Linked DNA regions of Homo sapiens: region 2 is linked to region 1. The links are chromatin loops, found by intact Hi-C in ENCODE. Cell type or tissue: Panc1. All regions are shown on one strand. Region 1 holds the start of LOC101928804 (a long non-coding RNA gene). Region 2 holds the start of KIR2DS4 (killer cell immunoglobulin like receptor, two Ig domains and short cytoplasmic tail 4 (gene/pseudogene)).

Region 1 (2,500 bases):
AGAATCAGTTCCTTGACTTTTCCAGCCTCTATAGGCCACCTGCATTCATGGCTCCTGGACTTCCTCCACCTTCAAAGCTGATGGAGACTCCCATTATGCTGCTGTAATCCCCACTCCCCTCTTCCTCCTCCTTTCATGTGGACCCCTGTGACTACACTGAGCCCATCAGGACAGTCCAGGCTGTCTCCCCATCTCAAGGTCAACTCATCAACAACCTGAGCTCCATCTTCTCCTTCAGTCCCTTCCCCTATATCATAAATAGTCACAGACTCCAGGGATTAGAATGTAGTCATCACTGGGGACAATTATTCTTCCCACCACAGCACCCATTTCCCTGTATTCAATCCCCCTTTACCCCAAATACAGTCAGGACTTGCATGATGGGACCCGCAAGGACACGCCCACCAGGAGCTCTGGGATTCAGGAGGTGGGACAAGGAGAATCCCAGACAGGAGCCCTCTGACCTGTGACCGTGATCTCCAGGGGGTTGCTGGGTGCCGACCACCCACTGGGGTAGTGTGGTTGTGAACCCCGACATGTATAGGTCCCTGCGTGTGCTGGGGTCACAGGGCCCATGAAAAGGCTGTTCCAGAATATTATGTTGTAGAGCTCAGGGACAGGCACCCCATCTTCCTTTTACAGACTGAAGTTGTTAAACCCAAGATAAGAATGACACTGAAGAATCACATGTCCTGGAGGCACCACAGGGCTTGGCCAGGCAGACAGCAAGGGCTTGTCCTGACCACCGTGGGGAGAAGGAGGCACCGCCTTAGAGAGGAGGATGTGGAGCCGCCCCTCCCTCCCTGTGCTCTGAAGATTCTCCTCGCTTTCCAAGTTTCTATGGCTGCTATCACACCTTGGTGCCCAGGGCTAAAGGAAGGACCCATCCCGCAAACACAAGGTGTCTCCCTACAACAAAAGTGTCAGCTGAGAACTTTGAGCAAGTGCTGAGTAAGAGACTCCTACTAGATTTTAATACTGTAAGATTACTCACATAAAACAACACAGGGTAGACATGGGGTGGAGGGCATGTCCTTTGAGAATGGAATATCAGCCGATGCCTGAACGAAAATAAACAACTGAGTCCCCATCAGAGGATTGGAATGTCAGGGCCATGGCTGTGGTTTTCCCACCTCTTCTGGTAGAATGACAGCAGCCACACTGCAGCCCCTACCGTCATGGAAACGCTGAAGTGTGTGAGTAACACCTTTGTCCTCAGAGGATCTGCTGTTCCTACCACTTCCCCACCACACACCCCAGCTTTGAGCACCGTAGTCTAACCCTGGTCCCCACAGAACTTGACTCTGCCAAGGGAATGAAAGGCCAGGGAGGCAAGGTCAGAAATGTGGGCCCAGCACCCCAGGGTCCCTTCTTCCTAGTTTATGAGAGACTCCCTGACAGGACTTCCCTCCCATTTCAGGAAAATCCTCTTATGTGGGGAGATGACACCCGAAGGTTGGGAGAAGGACTCACCCTCATGTGGCCAGGCCCCCTGCAGCAAGAAGAACCCTGGAAAGAAAGATCATGATGGATGACCCATCTGCAGGCAAACCAGGGCACCCTTGCTGCCCCCACTGGGCTGTGAGTCTTGGTAGCCAGGCCCTTCCTGGGCTGAAGGTAAACTCACCCTCAGTGCCTACCTGCACCCAAGAACAGGGCTGTCGGCTGTGCAGAGACCCAGCCTCCAGGTCCATATCCCCACCTCAAGCCCATATCTCCACTCCAGGCCCATATCTCCACTCCAGGCCGATATTTCCACCCTAAGCCCATATCGCCAATCCAGGCCCATATCTCCAATCCAGGCTCAGATCTCCACCCTGGGCCCATATCTCCAATCCAGGCCCTTATCTCCACTCCAGGTCCATATCTCCTCTCCAGTCCCATATCTCCACTCCAGGCCCATATATCCTCTCCAGTCCCATATCTCCACACCCAGGCCCGTATCTCCATCCTAGGCACATATCTCCTCTCCAGGCCCAGATATCGACCTCTAGGCCCATATCTCCACTCCTGGCCCATATCTCCACTCCAGGCCCAGATATCGACCTCTAGGCCCATATCTCCACTCCTGGCCCATATCTCCACTCCAGGCCCATGTCTCCACTTCAGGCCCATATCTCTACTGCAGGCCCATAACTCCACCTCCAGGCCCATGACTCCACTCCAGGCCCATATCTCCACCTCCAGGCCCATATCTCCCCTCCAGGTTCCTATCTCCCCTCCAGGTTCCTATCTCCACTCCAGGCCCAGATCTCCACTACAGTCCCATCACTCCACCTCCAGGCCTATATCTCGACCTCTGGGCCCAGATCTCCACTTCTAGGCCCATCACTCCATCTCTAGGCCCATATATCCACTCCAGGCCCAGATCTCCACTCCAGGCCCATAACTCCACCTCCAGGCCTATATCTCCACCTCTGGGCCCAGATCTCCATCCCCTCACTCCCTCCCTCTATTGCTTTCCAGGACTCACCAACACACGCCATGCTGACGACCAAGA
Region 2 (2,500 bases), 61 kb before region 1:
TCATATCTCCACTCCAGGCCCATATCTCCACTCCAGGGCCATATCTCCACTCCAGGCCCAGATCTCCACCTCCAGGCCCCTATCTCCACTCTAGTCCCATATCTCCACTCCAGGCCCATATCTCCACCTCCAGGCCCATAACTTCACTCCAGGCCCATAACTCCACTCCAGGCCCATATCTCCACCTCCAGGCCCATATCTCCACTGCAGACCCATATCTCCACTCCAGGCCCATATCTCCACTCCAGGCCCAGATCTCCACTCCAGGCCCAGATCTCCACTCCAGGCCCAGATCTCCACCTCCAGGCCCCTATCTCCACTCTAGTCCCATATCTCCACTCCAGGCCCATATCTCCACCTCCAGGCCCATAACTTCACTCCAGGCCCATAACTCCACTGCAGACCCATATCTCCACTCCAGGCCCATATCTCCACTCCAGGACCATATCTCCACTCCAGGCTCATATCTCCACTCCAGGCCCGTATCTCCACCTCCAGGCCCATAACTTCACTCCAGGCCCATAACTCCACTCCAGGCCCATATCTCCACTCCAGTCCCATATCTCCACTCCAGTCCCATATCTCCACCCTAGGCTCCTACCTCCCCTCCAGGTTCCTATCTCTCCTCCAGGTTCCTCTCTCCACTCCAGGTTCCTATCCCCACTCCAGGCCCATATCTCCACTCCAGGCCCAGATCTTCACTCCAGGCCCAGATCTCCACTCCAGGCGCAGATCTCCACTTCTAGGCTCATCACTCCATCTCTAGGCCCAGATCTCCACTCCAGGCCCATAACTCCACCTCCAGGCCCATATCTCCACCTCTGGGCCCAGATCTCCATCCCCACGCTCCCTCCCTCTATTCCCTTCCAGGACTCACCAACACACGCCATGATGATGACCATGAGCGACATGGTGCTGCCGGTGCAGACAGGCGGCCGCGCCCCAGCTCAGCTCAGCAGCGCACAGGATGTTATTTGGCGCCCTGCCCATGCAGTTTACATGTTGACCACATCATGGGAGGGTGACGTACGCAGGCTTTTTCTACCTTGCATGAGGCCCAGTGGGTGCTCGCTCAAGAGCAGAACATGGCTTCCTGGAAATTGCTCTCACTAGAATTGACACCTCGCGTCCTTCACTATGACCAACTCAAAACATGTCTTAGATCCAACCTCCCAAACATGAGATGCCTAAAATCTGTGCTAACATGAAAGACTTTTCATGAATTTTTATTGTTTTTATCTGAGATTCGAACTCTTCTTCCTGTGTAATATGCAAAATATCTAATAGGTATTATTAGTGTTTTCAGAGTCATTGTGACTAATAAACCATTAGAATTGTTCATGCTTGTATTTCTAGTATTACAGCAGAACCAGTTCAAATGATTTAAATTCCCAGGGAAGGATTATGCAATTATTTACAATCTTAGAATTGTACTTTATCAGCAAAAACCACACATGTAAATTCTGGATTTTTGTAGTTTTATCTATAATTTGTCTCATGACTCAAGATTCCAGAGTCCCAACTCTGGAGTTTGCTCTCTCTCTGTCTCTCTGCCTCCCTCATTTTAAATTTTACAGAAATATCCAGTAACATAATGCTATAGAAAATCAAGTTTCCCCCAGCAGGTCGGGAAGCCGAGGTGGGCGGATCAACTGAGATGAGGAGATTGAGAGCAGCCTGGCCAACACAGTGAAACCGCGTCTCTGCTAAAAATTCAAAAATTAGCCATGCCTGGTGGCAGGCACCTGAAACGCCAGCTACTCAAGAGACTGAGGCACGAGAATCGCCTGAACCTGGGAGGCGGAAGTTGCAGTGAGCTGAGATTGCTCCACTACAGTCCCGCCTGGGCGACAGAGCAAGACTCCGCCTCAAGAAAAAAAAATAGCAAGTAGCCTATAATAACAAATTAGAGGGCTCTGGCTACTAAATTTAAAGGGTTTTATAAGGCTACATGAAGTGCAGCATCCTCAAGAGTGTGGACACAGAGAGCCCCTTAGCAGAAACAGTGTCTAAAATACATCCGTGTACACACAGTCCCTTTAGAGTTGACAAAGGCTGCCGTGTGGTTTAAGGTGGCATAGAATGTCTTCTTAATAAATAATATTAAACCAAAGGGTTACACGTAGGAAAAAATAAATCTAAACTTATTCTCACACTATAAAAACACTTCTTACTTTTTATCTAGTTATTGTACATTTTTTATGATTTATATTTAAAATTGAGAAATAAAAGTCATATACGGTCATCCTTTACTATTCGTGGGTGATTGGTTTCAGGATCTCCACTCAGGTACCAAAATCTGCAGATGCTCAAGCCTCTTACATAAAATGACACAGCATTTGGATATAACCCATGCACATCCTCCTGTATACATGAAATCATCTCTTGATTACTTATAATTCCTGATACAGCCTACACACTGCCTCATTTGTGTCCATTCAACATAGTTTTGCATTTTGAAACTTTGTGGACATTTTCTCTGAATATTTTTGATTTACAC

The links. Hi-C counts contacts between places; a loop is a spot of excess contacts. Peaks named below come from ENCODE experiments on the same cell type or tissue, not always from the same donor. Only the 100,000 strongest peaks of a DNase experiment are listed, where the experiment ranks them.
Region 2: a loop joins it to region 1, with 10 times the contacts of the local background. A loop is called at or near these places in 15 of 110 quality-filtered maps.

What each region holds. Positions count from the first base shown.
Region 1 is chr19:54,769,858-54,772,357 of GRCh38, reverse strand. It overlaps KIR2DL1 (killer cell immunoglobulin like receptor, two Ig domains and long cytoplasmic tail 1), which reads right to left. Exons shown (of 8, transcript NM_014218.3): 1 at 2,474-2,500; 2 at 1,474-1,509. LOC101928804 (a long non-coding RNA gene) reads left to right here and starts at 1,294. Exons shown (of 3, transcript NR_110738.1): 1 at 1,294-1,336; 2 at 1,421-1,617; 3 at 2,467-2,500. In Panc1, no CTCF peak of the experiment used is centred here; a DNase peak (open chromatin) is centred at 1,078.
Region 2 is chr19:54,831,176-54,833,675 of GRCh38, reverse strand. It overlaps KIR2DS4 (killer cell immunoglobulin like receptor, two Ig domains and short cytoplasmic tail 4 (gene/pseudogene)), which reads right to left and starts at 969. Exons shown (of 7, transcript NM_001281972.2): 1 at 878-969. The coding sequence starts at 911. In Panc1, no CTCF peak of the experiment used is centred here; no DNase peak of the experiment used is centred here.